Regions from separate parts of the Homo sapiens genome. Here regions 2 and 3 are each linked to region 1. A link is a contact called in ENCODE Hi-C or POLR2A ChIA-PET data. All regions are on one chromosome and are shown on one strand. The core of a region is the stretch at or near the end of the contact, and the rest is flanking DNA. Distances in the headings are between cores, read along the strand shown.

The links. Hi-C counts contacts between places; a loop is a spot of excess contacts on that map. ChIA-PET counts read pairs that join two places held with the same protein, here RNA polymerase II (POLR2A). Pooled maps may share reads with other maps.
Region 2: a map of mammary epithelial cell shows a loop between it and region 1 (6-fold over the local background). The contact joins two enhancer-like sites. A Hi-C loop is called at or near these places in 8 of 168 maps with a recorded cell type or tissue (Calu3, MCF 10A, PC-3 and 5 more) and 6 of 50 pooled maps. POLR2A ChIA-PET finds 5 or more read pairs at or near these places in 1 of 52 experiments (MCF 10A).
Region 3: a map of IMR-90 shows a loop between it and region 1 (2.5-fold over the local background). The contact joins two enhancer-like sites. A Hi-C loop is called at or near these places in 6 of 168 maps with a recorded cell type or tissue (A673, Calu3, IMR-90 and 3 more) and 6 of 50 pooled maps. POLR2A ChIA-PET finds 5 or more read pairs at or near these places in 3 of 52 experiments (BJ, MCF 10A and PC-9).

The regions. Positions count from the first base shown.
Region 1 is chr3:29,757,164-29,760,833 of GRCh38, forward strand. The region is part of intron 5 of RBMS3 (RNA binding motif single stranded interacting protein 3); the gene reads left to right. Among named protein-coding and RNA genes, the nearest start is that of RBMS3-AS2, 120 kb to the left of the region's middle. Within about 2 kb of position 2,393, at least 12 of the 41 ENCODE cell types and tissues checked have a DNase peak (open chromatin) inside an H3K27ac peak, as active enhancers do; they include ascending aorta, endothelial cell of umbilical vein and mammary epithelial cell, where a contact is called at or near this core.
Region 2 is chr3:29,063,293-29,067,109 of GRCh38, forward strand. No RefSeq gene overlaps it. Among named protein-coding and RNA genes, the nearest start is that of RBMS3-AS3, 220 kb to the right of the region's middle. Within about 2 kb of position 2,244, at least 7 of the 41 ENCODE cell types and tissues checked have a DNase peak (open chromatin) inside an H3K27ac peak, as active enhancers do; they include ascending aorta, endothelial cell of umbilical vein and mammary epithelial cell, where a contact is called at or near this core.
Region 3 is chr3:28,858,799-28,862,397 of GRCh38, forward strand. No RefSeq gene overlaps it. Among named protein-coding and RNA genes, the nearest start is that of LINC00693, 290 kb to the left of the region's middle. Within about 2 kb of position 1,678, at least 5 of the 41 ENCODE cell types and tissues checked have a DNase peak (open chromatin) inside an H3K27ac peak, as active enhancers do.

The DNA.
Region 1 (3,670 bases), core at 1,143-3,642:
AAACTCAGATGTGGTTAAAAATAGTCTGTTCTGAATAACAAAACATACCCCTATCACTCAGGAAATTCCAAGGGTTTTAGAAGCTGTGTGTCAGCAACCTGAGAAAAAGACTAAATATATTTTTTATTATGTCATAGTTGCCATGCAGAAAGCATGGGTTAAACTGTCCCATCTATTAAAAGGAATCACAGATTTCAATTTTCATGTGAAATCTCCCAAGTTTCAAATGTTGACAACCATTTCAAAATTTCCAAAATCTCTTTGCAGTCCAAATAAAACATACCTGTAGACTGGGTTTGGCCCATGGTTTCTAGTCTCTCATACCTGACACAGAACTTCGGAACAGGAGTTTTCAACCCTGGCTGCACACTGAAATCACCTGGGTAGCTTTGAAATCTTTGTGCCTGGGCCTCATGCCAAAACAATTAAGTCAGAATCTCCTGGGCTGGGCCCCAGAGATTGGTATTTTTAAAAGTAGTTTTCTGATAATTTTAATGTACAGTGATTTTAAAAGCTTCTTATTTTGCAATAAGTTTACCTTCACATAGAAGCCATAATGATAATATAGATTTTCTATATATTGCACACCCAGTTTCCCCCATTAACAACACCTTAAATTACCATGGCACATTTGTCAAAATTAAGAAACTGACATTGGTATATTACTATTAACTAAACTCCAGACTCTATTTGGATTTTGCCAACTTTTTTATTAACATTTTCTTTCTGTTCCAGGATCCAATCCAGTTACTATATTGTGTTTAGCTGTCCTGTCTCATCAGCCTGCTCTGATCTGCGATAATTTCTTAGACTTTGTTTGTTGGAGTAGTACTGGCCAGGTATTCTGAATGTCTCTAGATCTGAGTTTGTCAGCTGTTTTTCTCATGATAAGACCCCTAGTTTTCATGGGTTTTGGGAGAGAATACCACAGAGGTGAAACACCCTTGACATCTCATATCAGGTTATATTCCATTTTTGAAAACAACTTCTTGAAGTAATAGTGGCTGGGTAGAGTGGAGCTAGCAGGACCCATCCTACTCTTGAACAGATTGAAGTACATCAGTCAGTAGAGAAAATCAGGAGGGATGACATGAGGCCAGCAATGGAGCTGCATCTCTTGCAAATAAATAGTCTCAATTCAAAGTCATGAGACAACAGTTCTATTCCAGGCTCATCCACTAACTAGTTTTTAGGGAAGCCAATCACAGTCTTCTAGTGTTACTTTCTTCATCTGTACAATATAGAAGTTGATATCTGAGTCTTGAAATTATGTGACTCTCAAACTCTGGAATGTGTTTTCATTAGTCAAATATTGTCATCCACAGTTTCATTTCCTAAGAGGAATGTGTTGTAATGCTGAGCAAGATACCCTCAAAATTTCTGGTTTCTACAAAAGGGCATGTAAGGGAGGCCTCTCTGCTTCACTGTTTGGTACTTAAGACACTTGTATCCTAAGAATGTCAGGTGCCTGGCAGGAAGAAAACAAATTGCAAAAACTGAGAAGAAAATTCATCGCATTCATTCATCTTTGTTTCTGGAACTCACTATTTTATTCCTTCCGTTACAATGGATTAAGAAGGAAATGACATAATTTGTTTTTGAAATGTCAGAAGCAGTGCAGAGTTTAGTACTTTAAAAAATAGTTTAATGTTGACCCTGTGCATACGTAAATCTTACCAGAAATGAGGATGACTGGCTTACAACGTTAGATACTCTAAGTTGCCAATAATTTGTACAGAGCCTGTGATTGCAAAACCACAAACATTTCACAATACTGGAAACCTCTAATTAACCATAATAAATGACAGGATGGGTTTGTTTTAAATACATGGTTAATAATGCTTACTGCTTTAAGACCATAAACTGTGTGATTCTCTATGGAGGTGACAGAGGTAGGCTGCAAATGGTTTTGCAAAGTACGTTTCTACCTCTGCATGTTAAGTCTGACCCAGAACATTCTACTAATATTGGATCAGCCTCTCATCTGACGTAATTTGCCTGTGGGAATTGTATCGGCTGTTAAACTAGCTCCTCTTAGTAGCTGTTTGAAAAAAAAAAGGAAGAAGAAGCACAATTCTGTGGTGTGTTTCAAATAACTGAAGCCAGTGTCCTAGGTACTGAGACAAGAAAGAATGTCAAACAGGACCTTTAATGTGTATTTATATTTAAACATCAGACCTAACAGAAAACCCTGAAGCTTTATACAATGATTAGAGCCTTGTAAGATCCTAATTAATGTATTGTCAGGTGAATGGTTGGCCTGGCACTCAAGCTGTTCTGAGGGACGCAAGGGGTTTCAGGTACCGCCTAGGAAGAATAGATGCAGTTGTAGTGATTCAGTGGCCCATCTGAAAGGGACATATAAAGGCAGCTGTGTCTGGTGTGCTGTCTTTTCAGACTCACTTGATAATGCTAGTGTCAGTTTCAACTGAAGCGTGTGCCAGATTCCAGACAGCTTGAGCTGGCATTTCAGAGAGGTTAATTGTGAAACTTGAGAAGAAAATGGGCACATTCTTCCTAAGATGGCTATTCAAATATAGTCTCTTTCCTCCCCCCCCAGAGCTTTCTGGGTCTCAGTCTCACTTTTGTTCTGCTTCCACGTAAAATGCATGAGGAACACTGAGCCTTTTCCCCTTGGCAGCTCCTATATTGCCATCTTTGCTGGGACTGCTTTGCCTTGTTAAAATGTGCCCCGTGTATTAAAATGGAATTGTCACTGCTGGGTGGTGCAGCGTAACATGGTTTGACACTAAGCGCCGGCAGCTACAGAAAACAGACTTTTATTGCATTTATTCTTTCAGAGACGGGAGTCTCTAAAGGCTCACAGCAGACATTCACTTAGTTAAATCTGAATGAACCCAAAGTGAACAATCTACTCTGCTGTCTTTGTGTTCATAGAAACAGCCCCCATCCAGCTTGATATGGCTGTAAAACAGTGTTAAGAAAAGATGATCACACTTAGAATGCAGAAGGGAGGACTTGAGGCTTTCAAACAGAACAAAAATATTTTAAGTGGGTGGAGTGGGTTAGCCACTTGATTTTCTTTTTTAGCTTCCTCTCTATTCCCTAAAATGTATTATGTAGAATAAACACACACACACACACATACACACACACACCCCTACACACACACACACACCCCTAGTATTAGTCTTCATTTATAATTCCATGCCATTTTAAGACAAAGGATTTGATTTGTAGGACTCTTGCAAGCAAGCTTTAGATTCTTAACTGCCTTTTATCCAGATGAGTACCCAGAGAGAGATTGAACAGGGAGGGGGCTCTGAGGCATAAACTTTGCATTTTGTAGCTCTCCTGGAATAAAAATTCCATAAAGTAACATCTGTAGTAATTAAGGGCTTACATTTCCTCTCCCATTCATGTCTCTGCTAGGAGAGAAGGTTATTTTCCCAAAGAGACAATAGTGGATCCTGTGGGAAGAGAGAAAGAACAGAGTTAGAATTCTTTTCTTCCTGGAAATGGAAATTTTCTACTTAAAAAAAAAAAAAGATAAAAAAATTGAAAGACTTACAGTAAAAGGTTCCACTGGAAAGGAAACTTGAAAGAGTTAGGAAAATTGTACTTAGCTGTTCCTAAATATTTAGAATGAGGAAAGATTCCGCTTGCCTTTCTTATCCAAACATCTTCTGATATAGGGGAACTTGTGAGT
Region 2 (3,817 bases), core at 994-3,493, 690 kb before region 1:
TGAGTAAAACAAACACAAACCAGCATCCTAATCCTAATGATGGCCAAGGTTTTCAATGGAAACATACATTTTGAAATGACTCCAGTTTTAACATCTCTTTTAGAAAAAAATGCTTCTATTTATATAAACCAAATAATTTGTGATAAAATGCCTATCCATTTTTTTTTTTTTTTTGCCTTATGTCAGGGAAGGAAAGCATACCTTTTAAGTTAACTAACTTCATAATCCTTTTAACTTGTAAATCTTTTAATTGAAGGAATGTCAAAGTCTAATGTGTCAGTGGAGACTTTCAGGCACAATGTTCATTTCAATTGTGAAAAGTTAAAAGCCATAGCCCTTATTGAACATCTTCACATCCATTCCTGCTGAAAATAATGCCCAAAGGTTAGAGATGGGTATGAGAGGAGGGAGAGTGGTAATGGCAGTGGTGGTGGTGTTTTAACTGAACTTCTAAGACATGTTTTCCAAGATGTCTTTGAGGACTGCTTTGTGAAAATTAAGCTGCTAATCATGTACATGTAAATTTATGAAAGAAAACAATTAGAATTGTCATGTCATAGAGTGAAAACTTCGTTTTTACTCTGTGCTCTATAAAAGCCCAACACCTCTTTATTGCAATGTATGCCTTTCACCTTAAAAGAAAAATAAAACTGATTTTAATCGATTTTTCTCTCAGTATAGTGGATTGTCATTAACACTGTGGTAACATTTCATGTTATTGCAATCATTTTCCATGGTCATATATGTGGGGAAAATACTTAGTATCTGCTTCTGTGGGTTATAGAAACAGACGGTTTGGATAAATTACATCTGTCTAGGCAGACTCCTACTTTTTTGTTGTGTTATGTCATTCATCAGGGAAGTAATAAAATAGAGATCAGTGGTTCTGATGTAGTAACTAATACGTCAACCACAAGCTGATTTGAATAGCATTTTCATGGTGCATACCAACACTAATAACTGTGTGGTTTCCTCATAACCTCAGCAGGTTGTATTTATATACTGACAAAAGGACCATGTAAAATCCATGCACAGCTGGTCATCAGAAGGACTATAAAACACTAGGGTTTGTCATACATGTGGTAATTATAAAGTGAGGCTGTGCAGTGTTCCCTAAACCTTGAAAACAAAGCTTCAACTTAATCCTTAAGTGAACTGTTTTGGGTTGGCTTATCACACAGAAGCCCACTCAACAATACCTCCAAGGCAGTTTGTCCTTTGAAGAGAGAGGGGAAAAAAACATAAAATTCACAATAGTCAGTGTTGTGTTATTCAGTTGGTTACATATGGAAACACAAATCTTTGGATTGTCAACACTACTTTCATAACAGAAAGAAACATTTCATTTTGAAAACGTTTCCTTCCATTTTCTTTTACTGTTTGATGCTTGTTTGTACAGTTCATAATCTAATAATCTGAATTACAGCAATACTTTCTTGCATATTGTCCATGCTGAAATAAAAGTACATTGAAAGCTTTAGTTTTATGAAGTGCATACTGCATATGGAGATTTGTTTTCTAAGTAAACACTAAGCAATTTATGCACTAGTAGCATTCAAATCTCTGATGCTGTTTTGGGATAATTCTCAAGGATTTATGACTTTCATGAATTTCTCTCTAACCAACCTAGATGTACTTCAGAATTTTATCATTGTTTTTGACCAAATACCTTGAGTTTGAAGGCTGCTGTGGAAAGTACTCCATATACAAAGATTGGATAAAATCTGAGGCTTTTCAGAATGCTAAAGAAGATTTCAATTCTGCTGCCCTCCCAAAATTAAAAAACAAATCTTCAAAGCTCTGTGTTATTTTTACATTTTGTTTATGAAAATAAAATAAAATGTTGGACCACTTTTGATAATATTTAAGTTGACCAAATCACATTTGTTTTCACCAAATGAAGAAATTCTTCATTTACTGTATCACTTTAGTTTTCCTTCTCATGACTCCTTTGCCAAGAAAACAGATTTTGCAATCAGATGCCTACTAGCTGGGTGTTCATGAGCTGTGATGGATTACTTTTAATAGGTGCTATTTTCCTACTTCATTAACTGCTCTTTTTCTGATGGTGTTTTTTGGGTCAAGTTAGAAAAGAAACAAAGGTTTAACCATTTACCCAAATAGGCAATGACGCTAAGTGTATTTTTTTAAAGTTGATTATGTACACACAAGGATGTGTTTATTTTGGGAGTATGTGTGAGTAAGAGCTTGAGTGTGTGTGAATGTGTTGTTTTTTTCAACTTAAAACTCTTTGCCTGGCCAACTGCCATCTCCATGCCAGTCTCCATGGCAACTTCCTTAAGGATAAAGTAACAGAAATGTGAGGAGGCTGCCTGCCCACAAACAAAGCTGCCACAGCCCTGCCAGAGGCCTGACTAGACAGAATCCCGGAACACTCCACATTCCATGAGAGTTCTGCAGGTTACTGCAGCTAGCTCCATTTAAAGGTGCAGTGCCTCTAGTCCTGGGAGGAAAGTTTAAAAATGTCTTCTGACTAGTCTTTCCATATATTAGAATGTAGATATGCAACCCACATGTCTTGACATTATTTTTCCCTTCCCATCTACATTGAATAAACATTTTATATCTAGCATTTATTTTTTAGTGATATTTGGAAATTTGCTTGACAGAGACCTTTGCCTAATATTGTGTGTTGTATGTACATCACATCAGGATGTGATGTATGTACCTTTAAAATACTTGTATAAAATATAAAATATTGAAAAAGTGAGACTAAATATCTTGATCCATTCTGCTTTCTTAAAAAAAGTGTCTGCTTTCTAATCTTAATGGATTTATGCATGTTTTTCCAAGAAATCAATAAAATTATTAAAATTCATAGTATATTAACATATATAATATATATTATATATAACAGTAATTTTCAAATGGTAGCAATCTTCCATAGGACACTTGGCAATATCTCAGTGGATATTGGTTGTCACAACTGGGGCCATGATACTGGTATCCAGTGGTTAGAGTCCTGGGGGAGCTTTTAAATATCCTACAATCAATAGAATAGCTCCCATAGCAAAGGATTACTGGCCTGAAATGTCAATAATACGAAGGTTGGGAAACCCTAGTATACATACATAGATGTTATATATGTATGTATGTATGTGTGTATGTACATACCAATTTAAAAATAAAGATTATAAGGTGTAGAGAGCTTAAATAGGAATAAACTATGCTAAGGCAACTTTCTAAGTTGTTTTTGCTCTGTCTCCTCAAACTGGGTACCAGAACTCTGATGACAACTGTCAATCTAGAGTCCACTGTCCAGGATTATCTATACAATGTATTTAGTATCTCTATAGCAATTGTTTTTTAAGACCACAAAAGAATACCTAAGAAGACCAGGCCTAGGCTAGGGAGTAAGAACTATGTGTAGTTTACTCTGTCTCTAAGAGTGTTTTCTATGCAATGAACTATACATCATATACAAGCTGTTTTTTACCTTAACTATTAATTCTTTCCCATTAGGAATTAGTAAAATGCTTCATAATTATGGCTAAGGGAAATATTTATGATCTTCAGCATACAGATTGCTCATTTCATCTCCAAAGTTTTGCTAATACTATTCAGGCTGTTTATGTTGTTGTTACCCCATAATATTCAACACAGTGTTTATATCAGTTATGTTAACCAGTTATGGAAAATCCTGAGTTTCTGGTTACCCAAATGAAAAGTTTACTTTAAACACAAGCCAAGGAAGTTTGGTTATGTTCAGCAGTGCTACTCAAAGTATGATTTCCTAAACTGGTGAATGACTACAACCATTTGATTACTGGTCTGTAACAAAATAGGTATAGAAATT
Region 3 (3,599 bases), core at 428-2,927, 900 kb before region 1:
ACCCCAGCATCCTTGTAACCCCTGTTGCTAACAGAGTACCTTGCAGATACTAGATATGGAACAAAATTGTTGTAAAGTTAAAGTGAAGTGGGGTTCAAAGAACAAGCAAATAAAAACTCGGCAAGGAACATTTGGATTTCAGTAAATATGTGCCATATTTTAACTCCTAGAGGAAGATGGAGTCTCTGTTATTCCACATCTGCTTTTTATAAGCAAAGCACAAAGGCTTGGTTAGGTCTCCTTAAATAAGACTCATTTATTTCTCCTCTCTCACTGGAAAATAAGTAAAACCAAGAGGCAAAATCTACTGAACATAGTTACCAAATCAATCTTTACTGGTTAATTGTATTGAGATTTTCTCCCTTTTATATTTGTGCTGAGGCTAGCTTAGATTTATTTTATTTTGCATTTTGTATTGGAATGAGGCACAATGAGTAACTTGTCCAGTTGCAGATTTCGGAAGGAGGAACGTGGAGATTTCGGAGGCAGTCCAGAGGAGGGCAGTGAAATGGCTGAAAGTCTGGAAACTAGGGCTCACTGAGAAAGGTTAAATAAAACGGATTGATGTAATCATGAGAAAAATGCCAAAGGATGCTTGGCATTAAAAAGAGATAAAGAATATGTGAGCTGCTTGTCATAGCTTTAATGATCTGGGGCTTTATTAAAACTGGAAAGATTTAGGTCAGCTTTTATGTAGCATGTCTTTCCCAATTGTTGGAAGAGTCTCCATAGTGTTAAGAATGTGATGGAACTCCTTGGCTTAGTGAAATGAATCTAGAGTTCTTGCGTTTCATAACTGAGCTAGATAATTTATTATTAAAATGAGAGAAATTAGTTCATAATTGTGTTTATAAAGGATGGGGAGGGTAAAGATTGTTTCTTATATATCTCCTGGACACTAACTGCATAGGCTCTCCATAAATGCTGAAGATTTATTGGTATAGCAACACATATTGGAATATTTGTTCCAGAATATCACAGCTATAATGAGGAAATCTTGCCATTCTTTTAATAGCAAAGCTGATAAAGAAAGTCCAGAACTTCACTCCACCTTCTTTTTCCTTATCAGTTTCCTTTTTCTTAGTTTGCCTAGTATGAGTACTTGTGGCTTGTGTAGCTACTTATTATTTAGGTGAACATGGGTAGAGTCTTACTACTTATAGTTAACAAAGTCTCTTACCCTGGAAGAATAATTTTTAAGTCAGCTATCCATATCTTGCTTATTAAAAATGTCACTGCTGTCTAGGTCATTTGCTCTTTTGGTGTTGTTTCTTGCATGATTCACTTCATTGGAGTTGGAAATATGTTTTTCCAGCTGAAATTAAAATCCCAAAACTTATGCCATCCAGAGTTCAGTTTGCCTGAGCAAACCATGTTGGATCCTGGATCATATTTGTCAATTACTTTTTATGCTAAGATGTTAAATGCAGATGTTCAGTTGGCACCTTTCAACACTATTTATTGGTTTTTCATTTTTCTTTCTTCAAATATGCTCAAGGCTTAATGTAGTAATACCAGGAAAAGCTCCAGTTACTGAAAAATATACATGTTCCCAAGGTTCCTTATCTTATGGTGATTGGCAACTAGATTTGGGAGAAGCTGGCCAAGCAAAGGACAGTTGTGGGATGGAGTACAGCGGCTGCCTGGTTGGCTGGCAGTCTCGCTGCAGCAGCTGGCATTGTTCCTCAACTCTAAATTGCCATTGAATTTGGTCTGTGTTCCAGACTTTGCGCAACACTTCCTCTTTTTCCTTTGTTTAACAGAACACCCTGTTAAAAAAGATCTTCCTAATAGCACTCTCTGCATGCTTTGTCACCAAAATGTTCTACACTCTCTTACTCCTGTATTCCCTGTATGATATAAAGTACTTGGATTTCCACAAGCTTTACCAGCCCGAAGAAGGGAAAGAGAAGATTCAAAGTAGTGTAAACATTTTAATCTCAATATTTCTTCGATTTCTAGTTCCTCCTAGCTTTTGTAGATCATTTAGTTCTTTCAAAGTTATTCCACAGTATTCCTGAGACTTCTCATGCAGTACAACATGTGCCCATTAACCAACACTGTCGACTTTAAAGTGGTAACTGTCATTTTCATTATTTCTTACCCTAGCAACTTCAGCAAATGATATTTTCTAAGAAGCCATATTGTAGAGCTCCCCATGCTGATATTTTGAAGTCTAGGCCAATGGTGCTACACTTGCTAAGAAATTACAGAAGCTATGGGGGGCTCTCAAGCTTCACCATTTTTAATGCATACTTGCCTTCAAGAATGCCATTTCCATCACCACTGTCCCTATTGAAGCTGTCTCCTGTTGATATATGCCAAAGGTAAATAGGGTTGTTTACCTGAAGCTGTTAATTAATTAGTTTGATGTTCACTGGGAACTTACTAAATTCCAGGCACAGGCATGGCTGGTTACAGGAGTAAATAAGACCCAGCCCCAGCTGTCACTCCCACCTCTTACCATAGGTTTGTGAATGTGTACTCTAAAGAGGGAGCTGCATTTAGAAGGCAATTCTAAGACAGTGTGATAAGAATTTTGATAAGGGGTAAGCACGGATGTGTTGGAAACAGATCAGAAGGGCAGCAGCCATTCTTGATATTAGGGGTTTTCCCAGGGAGGTGAAGTGGGCTGGGGTATCTAAACTAAAGCCCTTGCTCAACCATTTAATTGGCTTGTGGTTCAAGGTTCAATCTATATCAGTAGATTAAAAATCAGATTCTTTTTTCCCAAGCGATTTCCCACAGTTTCCTGAAATACCTCTCTGGAGTTTGAGTGTTCAATTTATCTGCTTAGAGAAAATTGTTATCAATAATATCCCTGGGACCTTGTCCTTCAGTGAATACATGTGGCTGTAGAAGGATGTGTTGGGATTATTCTGGAATTTTTCTTTGCTCCTAAAATTTAGTATGAATCAATTGAAGAGCCTCTTAAAAATGCAAATTGCTGGATCCTACTCCCAGAGATTTGTAAATTCCTGGGGTCAGATAATTTGCATTTTCAACCAGCATGCCTCATTATTCTGATCTGGGCACTGCTCTTTGATTAACCACTGGCTGCTAAGAACACTAGTAGGAGTAAAATTAGGATATAAACAATTTTTTAGCTAGTTTGTCAGTTAATTTTATTTTTGTCTAAGCTGACACCCAAACCACATATTATGGGTAGTTTTTTTTTTTTTCAAAAACACATCAAAGAAACCCAACCAGATATTATGATTTGTGATATGAGATTGATTTTTTTAGTAGTCATATCCATGAGAGATACCACGTAATTCTGAACATTATGTCCTTAAGCTTATAATTAATGTTGGTCAGTTATTTTGTTGTTAAACTACTGCCTTTTACATTTGTACTTAGCACTAGAAAGGACATGAAGTATGTGAATGATGGTAGATGCAATTACCATTATAAAGTTGATAATACTTGAGTCAATGCTGAAATGCAGTGTGACCTTTAGGAAAATGTTACGTGTGGGCATGGAAGTATTGTGACACTTCTTAGGAGAGACGGAAGTGCATTTCATATTGAGTTATGATTGCAATCAAATCCACAAGTGCCCATCTTTTGCCCTTCCCATTTCAAGATTACTTGATAAC